Regions from separate parts of the Homo sapiens genome. Here all the other regions are linked to region 2. A link is a contact called in ENCODE Hi-C or POLR2A ChIA-PET data. All regions are on one chromosome and are shown on one strand. Each heading gives the region's core, a stretch centred on a gene start or an enhancer-like site at or near the end of the contact. The rest is flanking DNA. Distances are from core to core; before and after follow the strand shown.

Region 1 (3,703 bases), core at 466-2,965, 770 kb before region 2:
CTGTAATCTCAGCTACTCAGGAAGCTGAGGCAGGAGAATCGCTTGAACCCGGGAGGCAGAGGTTGCAGTAAGCCGAGATAGCACCACTGCACTCCAGGCTGGGCAACAAAGGGAAACTCCATCTCAAAAAACAAACAAATAAACAAACAAAAAATCACGATAGTGGCCAGGCACGGTGGCTCATGTCTGTAATCCCAGCACTTTGGGAGGCTGAGGTGGGAGGATTGCTTGGGCCCAGGAGGCAGAGGCTTCAGGGAGCCATGATCAGGCCACTGCACTCCAGCCTGGGCGACACAGCGAGATTGTCACAAAAAAAAAAAAAAAAAAAAAAGAAGAAAACAAAACACAGAAGTACATTGGCTGCTATCCCATGGCCTGAAGCTTCTGCAGGAGAAAGGGAGCAGCCCAGCTCTCCAAAGGCCACAGTGGCTGCCCAGACACGGGGCTCCTGCTGTCACCAGAGAGTGGCTCCTTGTAGAACATTTCCAGGTACCAAACCAGTTAACAAGTATATACTTTCAGAGTTCTCCTTTCAAGATAAACATTTTCCCATTTAAATATGTTTTATGGCCGGGCGCGGTGGCTCACGCCCTGTAATCCCAGCACTTTGGGAGGCCGAGGCAGGCGGATCACAAGGTCAAGAGATGGAGACCATCCTGGCCAACATGGTGAAACCCCGTCTCTACTAAAAATACAAAAATTAGCTGGGTGTGGTGGCGCGCACCCGTAATCCCAGCTACTCAGGAGGCTGAGGCAGGAGAATCGCTTGAACCCGGGAGGCGGAGGTTGCAGTGAGCCAAGACCATTGCACTCCAGCCTGGGCGACAGAGCGAGATCTCTGTCTCAAAAATAACCGAAAAAACAACAACCTAAAAGGTGTGGGCTAAGCTCCTAGGCGAGGGCTAGGAGAAAAAAACATCAGCCCAAAAGCTGAAGGACACAAGGTCTGGTTTTCGGGAGGAGATGCTATCCTATCCTTAGCAGAACCTGAAACAAGGCCGCACTACAGGGGGTGCTCAATGACTGTATCAATAACGTGCCGAGCTACATGACAACAGCAAAATGCAGCTACAGGGTATTTTGCGGACACAGAAACGTTCTGGGCCCCCTACTCGGCAATAACCACCCTAACTGGAAGGCGCTGGAATTCCTGGTGACGGAATCGATCCACAGGCGTGGACTGTAAATTAGTGCTACGCCGGAAACCGTTACTGGATTCCACTTTAAAAGGCGAGGAAGACGGGCGGAGAACATCCACACACAACAGACGGGTTGGGAAAGTCCACGCCGAGGACTGCGCGGATCCCAGCCCTGCCTCTTCCCGGCCCGCCCAGCGCCCACGATCCAGGGCCCCAACAGTCGCTCCGCGCCGAGGTCCACAGCTGGGGGATCCGCGGGCCCACAGGCGCAGGCTCCCCCGCCGCAGGGGCCAGGCGGCCTCCGACCCGCCCCGCCGGGCTGGGCCTTACAGAGCAGAGCCGGGCGGGAGGTGGGGCCCGGACTCCGCGGGGATTTACCTGCAGAGCTCGGCCTCCAGCCTCGGCGAGGTCCCCCGGAGGCCTGCTGGCCATGTACGGCCGCCCCCTCCCGGGCCTGGCGGGGAACCCTGGACTCCAGGCCGGGCCTGGGCCCCACAGCGGCCGAGGACCCGGGCCTGGACCCCGGCGGAGGGCACGGAGCAGCAGCAGCAGCACGGCCATGTTGGCCTGAAAGCCGCGCCTGCGTGATCCGCGGGGCGCTACACGGCGCCTGCGCGGCGGGGTGGGCGGGGTCTGACGTGGCGCCTGCGCGGTCCCCACAGCTGCGCCCCGCCGCGCCCGGGTGCCGCTTGCCGCACCCCCGAGCCTGAGCCCGTCTACCTCGTGGCTGCCTGAGGCCCGGGTATGGGGGCGCGCGTCTGCGAGGAGGTCGCGGGTGCCCTGGTTTTTTTGAAGCCGGCCTTGTATTCCCAGGGCCTGGCGGGTGAATAACCGGCCGGGTCGTGGCTGCGTGGTCGTGCTCCGCCCGCGCCGAGGGGCCTCACGCCCGGGCAGCCTGCGTCACCCGCAGGGTTCGGTCACAGGCGAGGGCGGATGGTGCGGGCCGGAATCCCGCCTGCGAGTAGAGGCCCGCGCTCAGGAGGGCGGCGCCGGAGGCCTCGGGTCGGGAGGGCCCCTTCGGGTGTGAGGAGCGCAGGAAGGGGGCGGTTTTCCTGCGTCTTGAGCCGCCCGAGGACGAGGACTGAAGTTGCAGCCGCCGCAGGGAGGGCAGCCCCGGAGGAGGAGGGTCGTGAGGGAGGGAGCGCGCAGTGCGGCGCGGCCTGGCAGGCGTCTGCAGAGCTCGTCCCGCACACCTCTGACTTCGGAGCGCTCCGTCCTGTGCCTTCGGACTGGCTCACCTCGGAGGCGCTTCGAGCCTCGGTCCTGCCCCGGCCGCTGCGCGAGCCCATCGTAGGAAGCGGGGAGGCGCCGTCTGGAAGCTTAGGAAGAGGCTCTGTTCTCTTCAGGGTCCGCCCTCCGGGCCCGGGCAGGGTCCCTCGTGGGCTCCCAGGCGCGCGGGGTCCTCCGCCACCCCGACCCCTTCCTCCGTCCGCCTTAGGTCTAGAGCTGACGCCAAGAGCTGGAAAGCTTGTTGAGTAGGAAAAGCAAAGACTAGATGGTCTGTCACAGAGGTAGGATGAGGGTGACCTATTTATTTTTATGCTTTTCTGTACTCCGCAAATTCGTAACAGTGAATGCCAGTGACGACAGCCAACATCACCGAGTGCCTAGCTCCGTGTCGAACACCCATGTAATATTCACAACCCTGTGCAGCGAATACAATACCTCTATTTTACATGTAAAGAAAGATTCAGAAGTATTAAAAGTAACCTGCCTAGGATTACAGCTCTGAAGTTAGGGCAGAATTTCAAGGCCGGTCTGGTTTGTTTCTGGACCTGCACTCACTCCACCACTACAGACGAGGTTGCAAAGCCAGTGGGCTGCGTGTAATCCTCCCTCTTCCTCAGCCCCGAGACGCTCAGGAAAGTGTTTTCAGTTATCGTGGTTATCCGCCCTCAGCCCTCCAGTGGGCCGGGTGCCTCGGCAGAGGTGCTCGGGGCTGGGGAGGTGTTCTGTTGGTTTGTGGAGAGGACCTTCCCCTACACCCAGGGCTGACACTGATTTTCACAACTGAACCGCTTTTCCTTTTGCTTCTTATTGTACAGTCAGCCTTCGCAGTGAATCCAACCTTGCCGTTTCCTCCTCCACTATTTTTTCTTTCCCTGATTGAAAGACACCAGGTGGGCCGGGCGCGGTGCCCTCCCCCTCCCTCTCCCTGCCCTTCATCCCAGCACTTTGGGAGGCCAAGGCGGGCGGACCACGAGGTCAGGAGATCGAGACCATCCTGGCTAACACGGCGAAACCCCGTCTCTACTAAAAATACGAAAAATTAGCCGGGCGCTGTGGCGGGCGCCTGTAGTCCCAGCTACTCGGGAGGCTGAGGCAGGAGAATGGCGTGAACCCGGGAGGCGGAGCTTGCAGTGAGCCGAGATCCCGCCACTGCACTCCAGCCTGGGCGACAGAGCGAGACTCCATCTCAAAAAAAAAAAAAAAGGTCACAAATCCTCTGAACGCACAGGCATAAAGGGTTGTGGGGCTCGGTCACTTCCTAGAACACAAAAAACCCTTTCGGAAGTTTGGTTGGGTTGGTCACGGGACAAGGCTGGAGAGAGGGTGAGGGCACA
Region 2 (4,342 bases), core at 1,448-3,947:
CTTCTGGGTGGGCAAGAGCCATGCTGAGCCCCTCCCCTGCCATGGATAGGGGTGGCAAGAATAGTCCATTCCCCATGGGCTCCCTCCGGCAGGCAGCGGATGGGTTGGGGCCCACACAGTGGTTCAGGAAAGGCTGAAGGGCGGTTGCCGGCCAGAGCTGGGCGGGTCCCTGGCCTGAGCCTCCTCTCACTCCCTTTCCCAGGATGGAAAGGCCACTGTGAGCTGGGTGTGTCCTGCCAGGAGGGAGTTGGAGTCGGGGGCAGGAGACCCACTGGGTCTCCTGGGCTCCTGGAAGAGGCAGCAGTGGGTCCCTGCGGAGGTGGCCTGATCCCCGGCTCAGCCTGGTTTTCCCAGCTTTGCATTTGGGGGTGGGACCTGCAGGGGGAGAGTGACGGGGTGGGCGGGGACAGGGGCTGCAGGTGGAGGCACGAGAAAGCCACCCGACCCCTTGAGGTCATGCTGTTTGCGTCGGAGAAGAGGGCCGGTGTCAGGGTGCCCCCTCGGCCTCTGTGTGCACCTCCCCGCTCCCCGCCCCGTGCAGGTCAGCAGAGCCTCGATCCCTCTGCACGTTCCGGCCCCCTCCCATCTCCAGCAGCGTCTCTTCCCGGGGTGCCCCTCGGACTCTCAGCTCCCTAGTCTGATCCAGCCCAGGCAGGGAGCGGGCGTGCCACGTGGCCAGGAGTGGCCTCCAGGCCCAGCTGCGGCCCCTTCGACCCTGCGGAGGGATCATGGCCCAGCTGTTCTAACATGGCCAGACCAGGACACTCTGGCCGGCCCGAGAACTGAACCGGGAAGGAGGCAGGGAAAGGGGAGGGAGGAAGACAATGGGGAAGCAGTGACATCCGAGATGTAGCCAGAGACGGACATCCTGGACTGTCGTGCAGGGCAAGGCGGGTGGGCGGGAGCCAGGTGGCCTGAGAGCCCCTCCCTGCCCAGGGGTCTCTGGTCAGGCAGTTCCTTCCCGGGCTGCTGGATCGTGTGTGCAGGGAACCCGTCAGCCTGGCTGCCCAAGGGCCCAGATGTCCTCTCAGTGCCCGGGGGTCCTTGACAGCCCCAGCAGGAGCCCCACGTGCCTGTGGGGCAGGCCCCGCAGGTCCCTCTCTGTAGGACTCAGAATACCTTCTCCAATGCCACGTGCTCTCCCTGAGTGCCCAGTGCCACAGAGGGCCCCGCTGGCGAGGTTACTTCAACGTCAGGCTAGAGGGTGCAGCGAGCAGGACTCACAGCCCAGGTTCCCAGGCAGGTGTGGCAGGAGCCCATTCCCTGGGTCGGTGTTCTCATGTCACCCCACGGTGACCCTGCTGTACAGAGGCGGGGGCGCGGGGCCCCTGGCTGGTGCCCTCCTGCTGCCAGACTTGTGCTCTGCTGAAGAGGGGCTGGCGCGGCAGGTATGAGCCCGGCACGGAGGTCGTGAGCAGTGAGAAGCCTGGCACCTATGGGTTCGGGGCAGGGAGGCCCTGGAAGGTCCTGTCCTCCGGGAGCCCTGCACAGCACCCCCTGGTGGTGGCTCCTGTTCGTGTCGGGGCTGCAGCCTCCCTTCCTGGACGGTTTTCCATTCCTCCTTCCCACTCTCCCTGCTGCTCACCCCTCCCATCCTCCACAGGTCAGAGGTCATAGCTGCAGGGTCAGCAGGTCAGGGCCTGGGGCAACCCTAGGAAGGTGTGAGTGTGAGAAGCTGGTCCAAACCTGCCTCGGCTGCCTGGTGGTGCGGACAGGGAGTCCTGGGCATCCGTGAGGGCTGCTTCACGGTCAGGCTTAGGGATGTGCAGGGTGACTTGGACGTGGGTCATGAGTCTTTGCTCCAGAAAGAGGGGGCTGAGTGTCCAAGGCCAATCCCGAGTCTGTCACCTAACACCATTTGTGCTCAAAAAACTGAACAGAGTGGACACAGGCCCTGAGTTTGCGCCCCGAGGCCGAGAGAGGGCAGATGTGGTGGTGACATTCACCACCTTGGACCCAGACCCAGATGCTACCTGTCCCTGAGCTCCAGGAAGTTGTGAGAAGGGCCTGAGCTGTTCTGCACTTTCTCGTGGCCGGGCGTGGCTGGTGGTGCAGGAGTTGCTGCCCCAGGGTGAGGGCCCGGAAGCTCCTGCCAGCACGTGCCGGGGTGGAAAGGGAAGCTGTCCACAGCCCTGTCAGGACTCAGAACCCGGTGGGTCAAGGACTTTGGTCCGGACCCCTGCTGAAGGGTGAGCTGTCCACATGTGCGCCGAGAGCAGAGGTGAAGCCAGGGCTCCTGAGTGCCCCCAGCCACAGGGTGCGCCCGCCCAGCCCCTGCCCTGCAGCCGAAGGCCTCCCTGCTGGGGGGCTGAGTCCAGTGGGGCCACAGGCAGCTGGGAGCAGGACAAGGCTGCCAGGCAACCAGATGGTGCTGCCGCTTCCTGCCAGGTGTGGGTGCACAGAGAGAGAGAGGATGCCGGTCTGGGGCCTGACCTGGTGCACAGCAGGTGCCTGAAATGCCAGGGTGGCCATGGGGACTGGGTACCATGCATAGGCCATGCATCGGGATGCAACTTCTCCTTGCAGCCCCTCAGCCCCAGGGAGGCAGCTGCCTGCCCCACTTTTCTCCAGAGCCATCATGGCCCTGCTCCCACCCCAGCCACGGCTGCTCAGGGGCGCTCCGCATGCTCTGGTCTCCATCCACCTGCAGCCCCCACTGGGGTGAGGTGGAGCTTCTTGCCTCTCCTTGTGTCTATTTCCTCTGCTTCCACAACTGAACGGTGACAGGTATTTGCTGGATGAGGGAGCACACCCCAGGTGGTTTCCTCTGAGCCTGGGAGGCCTTTTCCTGCCTGTGGGCCCCAGGCCCATCCTGCTGCCACCCCCAGGAGGATGCCCGGCTCCTTGTGACAAGAGTGACCCTCGGGAGGCGTGGGGAGTGGGGCTGGCCGGCCTGCCTGATGGGGTCCTGAGTCCATGGCGGGTTTGCATCTCAGGCCTCTGGGCTCTGGCCGGGCTGGGGGCTATTGTCCGGCTGAGCGGCCTGGGCTGCGGCCCCTCCCCGTCCCCGGGACCAGCCTCACCCACTCGCTCTGCCGCAGGTCACACAGGCCGCCTCCTGCGGGCATTGCTGGGCCTCAGCCTGCTCTTCCTGGTGGCCCATCTCGCCCTCCAGATCTGCCTGCATATTGTGCCCCGCCTGGACCAGCTCCTGGGACCCAGCTGTGAGTCGCTGAGGGGGCGGGGTAGGGATAGCCATCCTGGGGGTCAGGGAGAGGGCCCTGCAGTGACCCCGAGTCTCCTGGGGGGGTTGACTCAGCCTGATTTATGTCTGGCCTGGATGGTCCAGGTGAAACGCTCCAGGGATGACCAGGCCACGGTGCTGGCTGGGCAGAGCCTGACCTGGGTTCCCCCGTCTTTCTCTGCAGGCAGCCGCTGGGAGACCCTCTCGCGACACATAGGGGTCACAAGGTAAGACCATTCCTCCCACCCCCAACCAGCAAGCCTCCCTTGGGGATTTCAGGCCCCAGGAAGTGGGGGGACCCAGGAGGGACAGAGGGGGACCTGGAGACTCATCCACACTCCCACCCACACCTGGAGACCCATCCACGCTCCCACCCACACCTGGAGACCCATCCACACTCTCACCCGCACCTGGAGACCCATCCACACTCCCACCCGCACCTGGAGACCCATCCACACTCCCACCCGCACCTGCAGACCCATCCACACTCTCACCCGCACCTGGAGACCCATCCACACTCCCACCCGCACCTGGAGACCCATCCACACTCCCACCCGCACCTGGAGACCCATCCACACTCCCACCCGCACCTGGAGACCCATCCACACTCACACCCACACCTGTCCTCTTGGTCTGACCGCGGCTGCTCCCTGCTCTCCGCAGGCTGGACCTGAAGGACATCCCCAACGCCATCCGGCTGGTGGCCCCTGACCTGGGCATCTTGGTGGTCTCCTCTGTCTGCCTCGGCATCTGCGGGCGCCTTGCAAGGAACACCCGGCAGAGCCCACATCCACGGGAGCTGGTGAGGGCAGCTGCGTCACCCGTGTGTCAGGGAGGTCATTCGAGAGCTGTGGTCTCAGCCATTTTGAGGGTTATTTTAATCTTTTTAAAACAGATGTAGACGTTTTGGTTGTAAGTTGGTGTTAAAGAGAGGAGGAAGTTCCAAATCCCACCCCGGGGCCCAGCCTGCAGTTCCATCCGTTCAGACCTGTTTCTACTCGGGCTCTGCCTCTAGTCAGAAACCTCCACGCCCCGACATGGCATCTGTGCCCTTAGGAACTCTTCACAGGGGAATTATTTGGGGCCACGCGGTGGTGGAAACCTGCAGTGCTGGGCAGTGGGTCTGGCTGGAGAGCCACTGCAGAAGGGCTGAGAAGG
Region 3 (3,823 bases), core at 1,324-3,823, 980 kb before region 2:
GAAATGACCTGCAGCTGGCCCAGGGCAGCAGCCGCAGAGGCAACGGCCATTCTTTTCTCCCACATCCACAGACAAGGCCCTATTCTTCCCTCTTCCTCAGTCCCCTCAGCCCCAAGCACAGGCTTAGAAAAAGACTCGACGGCTGATGAGCGTGTCTCCACAGAAACTGCTGGAACAGAGCCCTGCTCACAGAGGAGCAAGAGGCGGAGACAGGCTGGCCGCCCCTCCCTGCTCTCTGGATGTGGTGAGCAGCCGCAGGCAGAAGCCCCAAGCTCTGCTCCTTCTCACACCACACCCCAGCCACCACCTAGAGCAGTGGAGACATTCACTTTCTGCTGAAAACCCTGCCCCACTGAGGAGCACACATCCTGGTCTAGCACCAGCAAGAGGTGCCTCCTACCTGGGGCCCTGCAAAGGGGCAGGCTTGGCTGAGGTGGGAAGCCCGACCTGGGCCCCACCGCGTCGCTGTCCGAAGGAGGCTGGGCCACATCCGTGCTGGGCAGGGTCTTGGTCTCAGCCCCAACTGGGGTCCCTGTCCCTCTACCCTGGGAGGTCTGAGGGGCATCCCCAGGGTTCCACCCTCGGTGCTGGGGCAGCCGTGGCGCCGTCTCTTTGTCCCATGGCCACTTGACTGCCAGCGCACTGTCCAGCAAGAAGGCCTTGCAGCTGGAGCTGGTATCCATGGTGTAGTCGTGGCCCTGGTCGCAGCCCCACACGACCTGGATGACGCCGCAGTACTCGGAGGACAGTGTCCTCTGAAGGTGGGGCAGGGCCCCGCAGCTGGCCGCATGTCCATGCACCCACCCCACCAAGCCGTGCAGGCACTGGGGGCTGGATGTGATCAGATCCACTGCAGAGAGTCAACAGAGATGTCAGATCCACGGCTGGTCGGCACCCAGCCCACCCTCCACCGGGGGAGGACTCACCCAGACACGCTCCCTCCTCTGCCCCTGTTGGGGGCTGGGCACCGACCCTGCAAAGGATCAGTGTGGCCATGAGCAGGACAAGCAGGCGGAGGTTCACAGCGCTCGTCGTACGGGACCCTCTCGAGATCTCAAACCTCAGCGGTCCCCATAGGCAACTTTCTCTTCCCTCACCCCAGCTCCTCCCAGTTCATCTCTCCACAACAGTCCCAGGGCTGTTGGCACTGAACCCGGGCATGGCCCATTCCCCCCACCCAGAGGCTCCCGCGGAGGCACGCCCTGTCCCTCTCTCAACACCCGTCACACTGCAGTACTGACAGCCTGAACGTGCTCTGAACAGACTAGGGCGTACTTTGCACAAGGCTTCCGGCGACCAGCCGGGGAGGCGTTGACCCTCTGCAGGAAGGACTTGAGAAGGCTGTGGCACTGGTAGAACTGGGCGTGGCAGCTCTTGCAGACAAACGGAGACAAGGTGGGGTCCTGGCGGACAGCCACACCAAGCAGGCGCTGGAAGTCCCGTACGAGCACGCGCTCCTCTGCGGATGGCCTCTCCATGCTCGCTCCAGGCGCCCTCTCGGAGATGCTGCGCAGGCTTCTCGAGGAAAACTTCCCGTGGCAGAGGCGACAGTGACCCATGGCGAGAGCCCGGCCTGCTCCTGCACAGAGCGGCAGGAAGTGTTAGCAGCTGGCAAAGGAGGCTCCTGAGCACAGGGCGTCCCGGACTCCAGGTCCGAGGGCAGCGCCTGCAGCGCCCTTCGCGCGGCTCCCGGACACAGCAAGCGGCTCGGGCGCGCGGCTCTCGGCGGGACAAGCCGCCCTGTGGGGGATGTGGCCGCTGGTCCAAGAAATCTTTCAAATTTCAAAGGCCTCTAAGGCCTCTCCAGCGAAGCAACTTCAAGAGTGAAACCTGGAACTGCACCCTCCTCCCAGCGACCGCGAGACCCGGGGCAGGCGCTGCGCCCTCCAGGAAACGCCGCGGTTTCCTGTCTGCCAATTGCAGGTGCCGCCTCCTTTCCGGCTCCGCGAGGGCACGAAGCAGGGGAGGGCGATTCCCACGCGCGGGCACCCCAGGGCGACCTGCCCGCGGTGACAGCGCTCCTCACGCCGGGTCCCTTCTGGCCGAGCCCGCGGCCGGGGAGGCCGGGCCGGCGACGCCGGCGTCACGGAGCGCGAGGAAAACCGAGCCGGCCGCCCAGCGCCTATCCCGACGCAGCCCCGAGTCCGCTACGCCCTTGGCCGGGTGGAGGAGAGGCCGCGCCGGCTTCCGGGCGTCAGTGCGGCTCCTCCCACGAGCAACCCCTGCCGCGACCCCAACCCGCCACGCCCGGGCCGCGGACCCACCTGCCTCGTCCGCGCCGTCCTCGCCCGCGTCCCCGCAGGACCCCACCGGGCCCCAGGCGCGCCGCGCCGTCGCCCCGTCCACCCTCGGCCCACCGCTAAGGGAAGGGCGGCCCCGAGTCCGGCTGACGCCGCCGCCGCCGTCCGAGGCCCCGCACTGTCGGGACGACCCAGGAGACAGGAAGCGGCCCAGCCGGTCCCGCTTCATGGCAGCGGAGGACGCCAGCAGAATCCCGCGGGTGCTGCCCGGCCCGAGGTTCCTAGAGGACCCGGCGTTAGGCTCCGCTCGGCGCGCTGGAAGCGAGGCGGGGCGGGGGAGGGGCGGAGCGAGAAGCAAAGCGAGGCGGGCGGGGCGGGCCAGGGGCCAGGGGCGGGACCCCGCCGGCCGAGGTTCCACCCGCGGTGCCAGCGCCCCCGCTCGTACCGCTCCCCTCTCGGGCCCGAGGGCGGCCGTGCCCGCCTCTGTCGCCAATGGAGCGCTGGCCTGGGGCGGGGCGGTGGGCGGAGGGGCTCGCCGACACCTCACGACGAGTCCTCCAGGGAGAGGCGACGCGGCCCTCACCGCCTCTTACCGTGGGAGACGGAGGCGCGGGGCGGGCAGGCGCCGGCGGAGGCCACGCGGCGCGCAGGTGGCGGGCGGGCTGCAGAAAGGGGAGGGGGGCCGGGGTCTCACGTAGAGAGGGGCCTGGCTGCCGCGGTTAGACGCCCATGGCAACTCCGTGAGGGGCCCTTCTCGCCAGCCCCGTCTCAAGACGGCGAAGAGGCCCGGCTCCGTCGCGACAACCCACCCGGACTCTGCCGCCCCCGCCACTAACACCCGTGGGGCCCGCAGTACGCGCGGAGGGGGCCCGTCGCCGGAAGTGCGGCCGCGTCCCTTCCTGCGGTCCGCTGCTCGGGCGGCTCCAGCACCAGCGCCGGCTGCGTTCCGGGCCTCCGGTCGCCCGTCCAGCCCCTCGGCTACCGCCGCCGCCTCCCCCGCTCGGCGCCATGGCCGCTGCGGCCGGGGACGGCACGGTGAAGCCGCTGCAGAGCGCCATGAAGCTTGCCAACGGGGCCATCGAGCTGGACACCGGCAACCGGCCCCGGGTGAGGCGGGGCGGGGGCGGGGCTTGGCCGCTGAGGGTGGCCCCTGGAGGGACCCCCGCCCGGGGAGGGCGAGGACGGGGCCGGCTCGGGCTGGAGACTTGGGAGCGGGCGCCAGCCGGGATCCCGGGCCGCGGTTCCCGGGCGAGGACGGGGGCGGGGCGCAGCCGGGCGTGCAGTGACCTTGGACAGCTCAGATCCTGCGGACCTTGGCTTTCCACTCCGCTCGCTGAGCCGGTGCATCACAGCCTGGGCTCCACCTGTAGAGGAGATGTAGCAGGAGGGTCCGCCAGGCCACCTTCCAAAATCCGAGTGACGGGCAGGTCCGTGCGTTCGTGCATTTTTCTGGGCAGAGATGGTAGATTTAATCCGGTTGCCACAGGGGACGGCATGCAGAGAAGGCCACATACCTGCTCATTTGTGATGCTGTTTGCAGTCGTCTTAGGAAGGAAAAGCAGGCCGGAGGGGTGTGGCCCGTT

Evidence for each region. A loop is a pair of places that touch in the nucleus more often than their neighbours do. ChIA-PET counts read pairs that join two places held with the same protein, here RNA polymerase II (POLR2A). Pooled maps may share reads with other maps.
Region 1: a pooled map shows a loop between it and region 2 (2.7-fold over the local background). The contact joins the promoter of SPG7 here to the promoter of PIEZO1-AS1 in region 2. A Hi-C loop is called at or near these places in 2 of 50 pooled maps. POLR2A ChIA-PET finds 5 or more read pairs at or near these places in 3 of 52 experiments (GM12878, HepG2 and activated naive CD8-positive, alpha-beta T cell).
Region 3: a map of vagina shows a loop between it and region 2 (7-fold over the local background). The contact joins the promoter of ZNF276 here to the promoter of PIEZO1-AS1 in region 2. A Hi-C loop is called at or near these places in 1 of 168 maps with a recorded cell type or tissue (vagina).

What each region holds. Positions count from the first base shown.
Region 1 is chr16:89,506,415-89,510,117 of GRCh38, reverse strand. It overlaps SPG7 (SPG7 matrix AAA peptidase subunit, paraplegin), which reads right to left and starts at 1,715. Exons shown (of 17, transcript NM_003119.4): 1 at 1,518-1,715. The coding sequence starts at 1,700. It overlaps LOC101927863 (a long non-coding RNA gene), which reads left to right and starts at 1,798. Exons shown (of 5, transcript NR_188547.1): 1 at 1,798-1,881. RefSeq lists silencers at 1,222-1,341, 1,372-1,931, 2,002-2,211, 2,332-2,401.
Region 2 is chr16:88,741,122-88,745,463 of GRCh38, reverse strand. PIEZO1-AS1 (PIEZO1 antisense RNA 1) reads right to left here and starts at 2,697. Exons shown (of 3, transcript NR_120387.1): 1 at 1,974-2,697; 2 at 1,120-1,872; 3 at 1-375. It overlaps PIEZO1 (piezo type mechanosensitive ion channel component 1 (Er blood group)), which reads left to right. Exons shown (of 51, transcript NM_001142864.4): 3 at 3,042-3,164; 4 at 3,369-3,411; 5 at 3,848-3,986. It overlaps HSALR1 (HSP90AB1 associated lncRNA 1), which reads right to left. Exons shown (of 3, transcript NR_103774.1): 3 at 4,039-4,342. RefSeq lists an enhancer at 914-1,600.
Region 3 is chr16:89,720,287-89,724,109 of GRCh38, reverse strand. It overlaps ZNF276 (zinc finger protein 276), which reads right to left and starts at 2,573. Exons shown (of 11, transcript NM_001113525.2): 1 at 2,265-2,573; 2 at 1,276-1,579; 3 at 927-973; 4 at 401-850. The coding sequence starts at 2,469. VPS9D1 (VPS9 domain containing 1) reads left to right here and starts at 3,212. Exons shown (of 15, transcript NM_004913.3): 1 at 3,212-3,347. The coding sequence starts at 3,249. RefSeq lists silencers at 1,946-2,405, 2,486-3,605.